3 separate regions of the Homo sapiens genome follow, and regions 1 and 3 are each linked to region 2. The links are chromatin contacts, found by Hi-C or POLR2A ChIA-PET in ENCODE. All regions are on one chromosome and are shown on one strand. The core of a region is the stretch at or near the end of the contact, and the rest is flanking DNA. Distances in the headings are between cores, read along the strand shown. Region 1 has its middle 30 kb from the start of USP3. Region 2 overlaps CSNK1G1 (casein kinase 1 gamma 1). Region 3 has its middle 28 kb from the start of ANKDD1A.

Region 1 (3,417 bases), core at 712-3,211, 770 kb after region 2:
TCTTAACATTTGTTCACAAGCCAGACTATGTCGGCTAAAAGCACACCCACTAGCCCTTTGCTTGCTAGCACTTTAGACATCTGGATTTTCTGGAGGGAGCTGTTGCAGGAAGATAGATGTAAAAAAGTTAGGGCTTTTCAGATGGCAGTGGAAAAGGAAAGGCCAAGAGGCCAGTCTCAAGCCCCCTGCCCTCCTTCTAGCTAAAGCTAAAAGTGCCTATCACGCTGAAATGACACAGCGGAAGAAATGGCAGTGACCTTGCCTTCCTGGTTTCTGCATGAAGAGCTTCTACCCATACTTCTGGGAAGCTTTGCCCATCCCCCACAAGGAGATGTTAGGACTCCCTCCTTTGTGCTCCTCAAGGGGTTGTGCCAAGGCTCCATGCGATGTCAGGCGTGGAAGAGCAGAATGCTTCGCACAGGGCCCTTCCTCTCTCCCCTGCGGGAATGCTTCCCATGAGGGTCGCTGGACATCATGTGGGTATGTGAATTGACAGTCTAAGCTACGAAACACCGTGTTAAAAATAATACTTATCTGGCTGTGTAGTCAGTTGCTTGTACCTATACCTGAGCTGTGAGCTCTTTGAAAACAAGAATATTTTATTTATTTAATTTTATTTTTAAAAAGGAGGCTGGGCACAGTGGCTCACGCCTGTAATCCCAGCATTTTGGGAGGCCAAGGCGGGCGGATCACGAGGTCAAGAGATCCAGACCATCCTGGCCAACACGGTGAAACCCCGTCTCTACTAAAAATACAAAAATTAGCTGGGAGTGGTGGTGTGTGCTACTCAGGAGGCTGAGGCAGCAGAATCACTTGAACCCGGGAAGCGGAGGTTGCAGTGAGCCCAGATCGTGCCACTGCACTCTAGCCTGGGTGACAAAAGCAAAACTCTGTCTCAAAAAAAAAAAAAAAAAAAAAAAGGAGCGTCAACACCTAGCACAATGCTGGGCACAATGCTGGGCACAAAGCACACACTGATGGACGTGGAGGGCAGGGGGACTGTCTTCAAGCAGACCCACACCTGGGCGGGAGGGCTGGCACCTGGCTCTTTAGAGCAGCCCTGGCTAGCTTTGCCGGAGTCGAGGCCCCTGGCTGGCTGCTCATCTTTCCTTGGAGATGACTGTCATCTTGCTTGCTTTGACCTGCTCCCAGCAGCTCTTGTTACTAACTCTACAGACTCCTGGCACCTCCCACCTGCTCATGCAGCACTCAACCATGACCCGTTTTCTCAGTTCCTCCTACCACCCACTACCGGCTTCTCTAACTGGACTAGTCCTTGCTTCCCCAGCACTGACCACTGTATGACTGACACACGGTGTCTTAGCAAGCCAGGACAATCAATGGATATCACATTATGGAGACCATCAATGCTATGGACTGCTGGGCGAGCAGTAGAAGAGAGAATATGGGTAGACCTGGGTTCAAATCCTGGTTCTGCCACTAGCTAGCTGTGTGACCCTTACCAGTTGCTAAACTTAGAATCTCAGTTTCTCATCTATATATGGGGATTAAAATGAAAAAACCCAAACCCTATCTCATAGGGTTACTGTGAAGAGTAAATACTGTGGCACATATTAAGTCTCTGGCCTTGTGCCTGACACTTGGCAGATTCTCAATAAGTGTTTGTTCTCTTCCCTTCCTTTTTTTCCACCAAGATCTCTTCCAAGTCTAAAAGTCCACAAGCCTTTGAAACATATGTTCCCTTGTCAAACTATAACTTGGGAAGGTCAACAAGATGCTAGAAAGTTTATCTTTCCCAGAGCAGCAAGGATCCCAGGTGACAGAAGCAGCCTGTGTGTCCCATATTACCCTGGAAAAGATCTCTCATTCCCAGTCCAAAGTCTGACTAATGAAGAGAGGGTGTTGTAGGCAATCAGAGTTCATAAACCACACTTGACTAAGCAGATGAAAGCAGGTTCAGTCTGCAGAGAAGCTGTGAGAGAACAGAAAGCCCAGAGAGGCCTGGGAATGCCCCCTGGGGTTGAGAGAGAGAGAGAGCAGTGACCTGAGAGTAGATGTGTCTGTAAACAACTGGGAGCCAATGGCTTAGCCAGGAATCCTCTGCGCTGGGTCAGTGAGGAGCCTATAGCCTCCCACACAGACTCCCAGGAAACAGATGGGCAGAAGTGAGGGCAGCATTCGCCCCGGCCCTCTTCTTCAGGCAGGTGAAATGGATCGGTTTTGGAGATGTCAAAATGAACAGAAAGAGGAGGAGGAGGAGGCAGTAGCATCATCTTCTGTTAACCCCAAGAGCAGTGGTTCTCAGAGCAAGGTCCCAGGGCTAGCTGCAACACCAGCAAATCTGGGGTTGCTAGAAATGCAGATTAGCAGGCCCTGCCTTAGACCTAATGAATCAGAAACTCTGGGGCTCAGACCCCGCAATCTGCATTCTATTAACACAGACTCTGATGCACACTAAAGTTTGAGATCCATTGGCCAGATGCTTTTGTTCAAAAATGGGAAACTTCCTTCCCATTTTGAAGCAGTGGGAGATGGCATGACGATGGAATGGTCATAACCTTTAGCGACAAGATCTGAATTCAGATCCTGGCTCTGCCCCTACATGGCAGTACGATCTTGGACAAATCCACCCACCTCCCTGCACTCTGATTTCCTCACGTGTAAGATGTCTACCTTGCAGGGTGTGGTTAGGTGGTTAGGTTTAGAGAGAATGTAAGGGAAGCACTTTTCAGAGTGCCTGGCACAAAGTGGGTGATCTCCATCACCACCGTCATAACCACCACAGCTGTGGACAAGCCTCCGGGCGAGTAAGAGCTGCATGCATTTAGGGAAAATCACCAGGCCACATGGGACCCATCTTGCTTTCTGAGTGTTTAACATGTTGCTCAGAATGGCATTTGATGCCACTTATCACCTGGCTCCATCTTCATGAAGTTGGGAACCTAAAGACTTAAAGATAATATTTCCTTTTCAAACTCAATGAGAAACACATCTCTATCTAATTTGGACATACCAAGTGAAACCTCAGTGAGAAAAACCACTCTCATTATAATCTGACCTCAGTGTTTTCTCACCCTACCCCTTTCTCTGTTCCTTTTGGGTAAATCTCTTAAGCACACTGTAGCAATGGGCAAATATTTGTTGAGTGTCAAATGAGTGGATTGGCTCAATTTGACTTTAAAATGCCCTGCTGTTGTGCAATACAAAGAACCAAATTCGTGATTGGGCCTTTAGCCTCCTGAGCTGGAAACATGATGGGACTGACCGTAGCACCCATGTGGGTAACATATAAAAATCTTGGGGAATCAGACACTGAGGGGGCTGTATGAGACCAAGCTGGCCAGCACAGGTCATGTAGGTGGTGGTCTGAATTTACAATGAGATGGCTATGGCTCTCAGTTCCTGATAAAGGCCCTAGCTCCAATAAAGTTCAAAAGAAGTGGACACTGGACACAC
Region 2 (3,349 bases), core at 273-2,772:
AATAGGAGGGCTCTGTTGTACTGGTTAGGCCAACTGTTGACTCATAGTCAGGTAGGCTGGCCATCGTTGGTCTGTCTCCCAGTACCTTTTCTAACAAACATGTAAAGGTCACAAAGCCTTCTAGGTCCTATATGCAGTTCAGTGGTGACTACTGGCCTCTTTTCTGCTTCTTGAGATCACCCACTACTTCTAAAATAGCTGCGGTGGGCATCATCTTAATACCCTTGCCTGCAACTAACAAGGTAGCTGCAGACTTTTCCAAGATAGGAAGTGCTTTAGTTTTCTGTTTCAAATCCCCTTGCTACCCCTACCCGCTAGTGTAAGAATTACTTTTAGGATTTTCTTACAGTCATCTAAATCGGCTTGACTACTTAGTTCTAATCATAGAGTTCACCACTCTTCAGGCTAATTTAATGTGGGAAAGTCCAGTGTATTTGAAGTTCTTCATATTAGGCCCAAGTTTGCCATTTATTTATATATTTATTATTTTTAAAATTTAGATGGAGTCTTGCTATGTCACCAGGCTGGAGTGCAGTGGCACTATCTCGGCTCACTGCAACTTCCGCTTCCCGGGTTCACGCCATTCTCCTCCTCAGCCTCCCGAGTAGCTGGGCCTACAGGCGCCCGCCACCATGCCCAGCTAGTTTTTTTTTGTAATTTTAATAGAGACGGGGTTTCACCATGTTAGCCAGGATGGTCTCGATCTCCTGACCTCGTGATCCGCCTGCCTCGGCCTCCCAAAGTGCTGGGATTACAGGCGTGAGCCACCACGCCTGGCCAATTTTTTGTATTTTTTTAGTAGAGACGGGGTTTCACCATGTTGGCCAGGATGGTCTTGATCTCCTGACCTCGTGATCTGCCTGCCTCGCCCTCTCTAAGTGCTGGGATTACAGATGTGAGCCGCCGTGCCTGGCCATATTTTTTATTTTATTTTTTCCAGAGTCCAGATGAGGAAGAACATTGGGATATTTTTAAAATCCTGATTATATTATCCTATTGATGATTAGGCATTGACTATTTTTTTATTGTAATTGCATATTGGTCCCACTCTCCCCACTCCCTGCCATAAGATTATAAGCTCCTTGAAAACAAGCCTTGTGTCTTCTTTACCCTTGTATCTCAAGCGTATCTTAAGGCCTGGTGTGATGTCATTCTGTCACATAGCAGTCAGCAAGTAGTTCAGTGGCAGAAAGAAGTTAGAAAGATTTAATAAGCTTGCCTTTTTAGATTTTTACCAATGTTATTAATAAAAATATTCCTTGTGATGGTTAAAAAAAGGAAATTTATTTTGAAAGAAGATCAATTGACAAGAAAATAGACAAGATTTCACCATGTGTCCTTGTAAATGTGAGCATGAACACCAGAGCTTGTTTTTAACTTAGAGGCACAGCATTCCTCCCCCTATTTTTTCAGAGTAAGTTCTCAGCTGCAAGTATGACTCATTGGTAGTTAATGTTTGAGCAGCCAGTGCGCATATGCCACTCTTTTGATTACCAAGGTGATGTTGCAGCATTGTAAATAAACAACCTTTTGTGCCAAAGCCACACAAAGACCACAGTAACATAATTAGTGTTTTTACTCACTAGTGTTTTGTCTGTCATTGTTCATTACTGTCCAGTGAATTATAAAATATTTGGATTTCCTGACAATGAATACTTAAACAAAAAGCCCATTGTGACTTAGGTTTGTTCAGTGAATTAATCATTGCTTATAAATGTATGAAATTATTTGGGAAAAATGATTGATTATGAATTTAAAGAATACCTATTGCTGTGATATCCAGAGCTTGAGACATTAAATTCCTAAAATAGGAACTTTTTGTTGTCCTGGGACTATGACCATTTTCTTCAGTACCCAACTCTTAATCATTACCTTGGCCTTTTGGACCCCAGTTTCACATTGATGACCTGATCTAGAAATTCATACCAATTCTCTAATTATGTAGAGATAGAACAAAAATGACAGCACTGGGTAATTGTGAATGTGGTTCTGGTTGGAGGTCTTCCACATTGTCTCTGCTTTTCCTTGTGTGATCTCTAACTCTTTCTCTTCCATTCCACTTTGTTTTCTAGTGAGTGGTCACACTTTTCAAGCTTTGTTTCTTGATTACAGTTTTACCACCAAGATTTTCAAGACTTAATGCTTAAGAATTGATATCTCCAAGATAATCAGGGAAGAAAGTAAAGGGGACCATGAGAACCTTGAAACTGAGAATAAGCATTTTATTTTCCTGTTAGCTATCATTTTTTCATTTCTTATAGAAACCAAATTGTAAAATCTTATAACTATTTTTCTTATTTTCTTCAATCATCAATGTTATGTTAATTGTATTATGGTCACCATAGGCAAGTTTTAATTTCTTTTCTTTTTATGGGAATGATTTTAGGTTTCAGTATTTCCTTAGGGTCTTTTACTTAGGAAGATACATACATTATCAATTTAAAAATTTTCCAATCCATAAATCTTTTTTCCAGCATAGCTCTCAGTTTTGCTTGTATTCTAGCACACAGGAACAAGATTTGGTGGATGAGAGGTTTGGGGCAGAGATATGAAAGAGTCTGTGGCCGAAACAGATCCGTATTAGGAAGAGTGACAGTATGAGAATGACTCCATAGCTGACCACATGACAACAGCGTGGTATATGTTCGTTAATTGACTAGAAGATGAATAAGCCAGAACCAAGCATGCAGCTGAAGTGGGAGGAAAAAGGGAGGGAGGGGATGAGTCAGCAAGGACCAGAGCAAATGAAAGAGGATTGAGGGTTTAGAGGGTAGGTAAACGGCAGGATAATAGGATTCTTTGCAGTAAATGACAGGAAAATGGAGGTCTCTGACATAACCTGAAATTTCTAAGTCTAGGCTCCCATATCCTGGCTTCCCAGCAGCTATTGTAATCTAGTGACTCTTCTGATTTGGCTCTCTTATAAAGGAGAAGCTAATCCTCAAATTAAAAAATGACAAGATTCCTCCCCCCCCCCCTTTTTTTTTTTTTTAAAGAGACGGACTCTTGCTCTGATTCTGAGGCTAGAGTGTAGTGGTGCAATCGTAGCTTGCTGCAGCCTCAAATTCTTTGGCTCTAGTCATCCTCCCGCCTCAGCCTCCCAAGTAGCTGGGACTACAGGCGCAATGCACCATAGCTGGCTAATATTTTTAGTTTTTTGTAGGGATGGAGTCTCACTATGTTGACCAGGCTGGTCTTGAACTCTTGGCCCCAGGTGATCCTCTCACCTTGGCTGCCCAAAGTGCTGGGATCACAGGCATGAACCACTGTGTCCAGCCTTAACAAGACCCCAGTTGAAACTTCACAAATGCAGTAGTCAAAACAAAATCTCATTGGGCAGAGAAAGCCA
Region 3 (3,205 bases), core at 498-2,997, 640 kb before region 2:
GTGACTGGAAAATTGTCTTTAAAAAATCAAAATCTTTTTTTTTTTTTTTTTTTTTTGAGACAGAGCCTTGCTCTGTCACACCCAGGCTGGAGTCCAGTGGCGCAATCTTGGCTCACTGCAACCTCCACCTCCCCTGTTCAAGCAATTCTCCTGCCTCAGCCTCCCGAGTAGCCGGGACTACAGGCGCATGCACCACAATGCTCGGCTAATTTTTGTATTTTTAGTAGAAATGGGGTTTCACAATGTTGGCCAGGCTGGTCTCGAACTCCCGACCTCAGGTGATCCACCCGCCTCAGCCTCCCAAAGTGCTGGGATTACAGGCACGAGCCACTGTGCCCGGCTTTTTTTTGTTATTTTTTTGTTTTTGAGGCAGGGTCTCATGTCACCCAGCAGACTGGAGTGCAGTGGCACAATCATGGCCCACTGCAGCCTCAACCTCCTGGGCTCAAGGCAATCCTCTAACCCCAGTCCCCTGAGTAGCTGGGACTACAAGTGCATGCCACTATGCCTGGCTAATTTTTTATAATTTTTGGAGAGATGAGGTTTTGCCATGTTGCCCAGGCTGGTCTGAAACTCCTGGGCTAAAGTGATCCACCTGCTTTGGCCTCCCAAAGTGCTGGGATTATAGGAGTGAGCCACCGCACCCGGCCAAAATCCACATTTTTAAAATGTGGATATATCCTAAAATACTGCAGGGAAGACCTAGATCAGGGGTTCTTAACCTCTTTTGTGTGTGCCATGGCCTCCTTTGTCATCTGGTAAAAACTTGCAGACCCCTTCTCAGAATAATGTTCTGAAATGCACAAAATAAACTAGCATAGGCTTACAAAGAAAACCAGTTGTATTAAAATGTAGTCATCAAACAATTAAAAAAAATTTTTCGACATAGTACTAGATAGTGCTTCCTAATTAATGCCTGAAGATCAAGAGCTAATAATAGGTCCAATAACTGCTGTAATTTTGAAATAGTGATGAGTATAAACCATATTTTGAAATATCTTCAAAAACCGTTATATGATTTGAAAATATTTGTAATTGCTAGTGACATCATCACGAGTCCTGCTAATACTGCTGTGGTTTGTTGCCTACATTCATCGTTGAAGAGAATGCTAAAATTCAGGTAGAAATTAGTGAAAATAAAGATATATATTTTTTCTCTTCCAAATTTTTAGACTCCTTGAACTCTATCCTTTGATCTTTCGGGTTCCCTTAGATGCCAGATTAAGAACTCTTGTTCTAGTTCTATCTTATATTTTATAGCATGTATATGTAATTATATCCAACAATTACAACAAATACCACAATGCAAATGTATCCAGATTTTGTGGTTTTCAAAATCTGATTAAATTTACCAATAAATAAAGTGCCTGGCAGGTAGTAGGTCTCGATAAAGGGGTGTCTCTCTGCCCAGGGCCTGGGACTCCTGCTGTAGTTGCGCTGCTCATTCTTCTAGGGACGCCCACAGCCTGCTTGGCACTGGGCCAGGCCTTTCCCCACTGTTAGCAGCTTTTATGCCCCGATGCCACACTGCTGCCACTTGGCAGGTGAGAAATCACATTAGGTTTGGGGATATTTTGACTGCCCCTCAACCCTGGGAGGAGGGTGGCTTCATAGCCCAGCCTTGAAGAGCCCCAGGCTCTTTCCCCTAGGGCCCCAAGCTGCCTGCATCCCGGGAATCCCCTGGAAGCCCTTTGCGCCTGCTTCCCCTCTTGACTCATCTGAGGTCGGATGAGGAGCAGTCATGAGCCGCGTGACAAGGTCAGTGCTGACAGGCTCACAAGATGCCCTGAGCGCCTCCCAGGAGAGCTGGCAGGTCCTCAGAGCAGACAGGGCAGACAGATCCTAGAGGAGAAGTCCACTCCAGCCCCTCAGGCTTCAGAACAGGGCCGGAACAGAATTCAGGTTCTGGCTCCCAGAGCTCATCCTCCACCTCTCCCTGCTTCCAGGCTACCCTTTCCCCTGCCCAGATCCTCGATTCCCTGGGGAGTCCTGCTCCCCTCTAGCCAAGCTCTGCCATCCACCTCTTTCTTCAGAGCCTTTCCACCTCATCATCTGCCTTCTTATCAAAATCTGCCTGTTTTGTGTCCCATCAGCATCTGCTCCCAAGGCAACTCCCAGTTATCAGGGGTACATGCAATGTGGAGTAGAAAGACCTGTATTCAAGTGTGGGCTCTGATTGGCAGAGGAATTCCTCTGCCTCTCAGGGCCTCACTCAGTGTCCTCATCTATTCCATGGACACATTTAAATTGCTGCCCTAACTTTCATAGTTGTTATGAGGAGCAAACCCATTTTTCGCTGTGAAATCACTTTATAAACTGTAAAGCACTTTCATAGCTGTGATTTGGGACTCATGGCTGGCAAGTTGTTTGGCGTTTCACAATTATCAAGATCCCTCTGGGGAAATGATACAAAGGAATGGTTTTAGTGGTGGAGTTTCCAGCAGATAGGGAGATCCGTATAGCCAGAGGGCCCTGCCACATATTCCTACCTCCTCCCCTAAACCATGTCCCAAGACGTGGCCTTATAGGCAGTCTCGTCTTGAACATGCTGAGAGTTTGAAATGACCCCTCTGAACCTAACACAGGAAATTGACTGGGGAAGTGTTGGGGTTCATGCAGACTTGCTTCTGCTTTAGATGTGATTCACCCAGTTTGTCTTAGCCACAATTGTGGAGTCAGTCAAGAGAATGGTAGGAGGATGAAACATCTGTTTCTGAGGAAGAAAGCAAGCTAGGACAGGTAGATAGCCCACTGCAGGGGCAGAGCCTGTGGCTCACAGAGGGGCATTTTCGTTTTTTTTTTGTTTTTTTTTTTTGAGATAGGGTCTCACTCTGTCACCTAGGCTGGAGTGCAGTGGCATGATCTCGGCTCACTGCAACCTCTGCCTCCTGGGTTCAAGCAATTCTCATGCCTCAGCCTCCTGAGTAGCTGGGATCACAGTCACGTGCCACCACGCCCAGCTCATTTTTTTTGTACTTTTAGTAGAGACGGGGTTTCACCATGTTGGCCAGGCTGTTCTCCAACTCCTGACCTCAAGTGATCCACCCATCTTGGCCTCCCAAAGTGCTGGGATTACAGGTGTGAGCCACCGCGACTGGACATGGGAAGGCATTTTCAAACGCTTGCTTGGCTTGGGAGCCTGGAGTGTGACCTGCCAGAATCCTGCAGGGTTTAGCACCAGAAGGCTTGGATTCCATACCGCGCT

What was found. A loop is a pair of places that touch in the nucleus more often than their neighbours do. ChIA-PET counts read pairs that join two places held with the same protein, here RNA polymerase II (POLR2A). Pooled maps may share reads with other maps.
Region 1: a loop to region 2 is called in a pooled map, with 4 times the contacts of the local background. The contact joins two enhancer-like sites. A Hi-C loop is called at or near these places in 4 of 37 single-sample maps with no recorded cell type and 4 of 50 pooled maps.
Region 3: a loop to region 2 is called in a pooled map, with 4 times the contacts of the local background. The contact joins two enhancer-like sites. A Hi-C loop is called at or near these places in 7 of 37 single-sample maps with no recorded cell type and 11 of 50 pooled maps. POLR2A ChIA-PET finds 5 or more read pairs at or near these places in 5 of 52 experiments (AG04450, BJ, OCI-LY7 and 1 more).

Annotation. Positions count from the first base shown.
Region 1 is chr15:63,472,820-63,476,236 of GRCh38, reverse strand. No RefSeq gene overlaps it. Among named protein-coding and RNA genes, the nearest start is that of USP3, 30 kb to the left of the region's middle. RefSeq lists enhancers at 839-958, 1,549-1,858, 2,779-2,838. Within about 2 kb of position 1,961, at least 17 of the 41 ENCODE cell types and tissues checked have a DNase peak (open chromatin) inside an H3K27ac peak, as active enhancers do.
Region 2 is chr15:64,246,269-64,249,617 of GRCh38, reverse strand. The region is part of intron 4 of CSNK1G1 (casein kinase 1 gamma 1); the gene reads left to right. Among named protein-coding and RNA genes, the nearest start is that of PPIB, 85 kb to the right of the region's middle. RefSeq lists enhancers at 1,274-1,568, 2,458-2,517, 2,638-3,138, 3,139-3,349. Within about 2 kb of position 1,522, at least 13 of the 41 ENCODE cell types and tissues checked have a DNase peak (open chromatin) inside an H3K27ac peak, as active enhancers do.
Region 3 is chr15:64,882,698-64,885,902 of GRCh38, reverse strand. No RefSeq gene overlaps it. Among named protein-coding and RNA genes, the nearest start is that of ANKDD1A, 28 kb to the left of the region's middle. RefSeq lists an enhancer at 1,626-1,845. Within about 2 kb of position 1,747, at least 28 of the 41 ENCODE cell types and tissues checked have a DNase peak (open chromatin) inside an H3K27ac peak, as active enhancers do.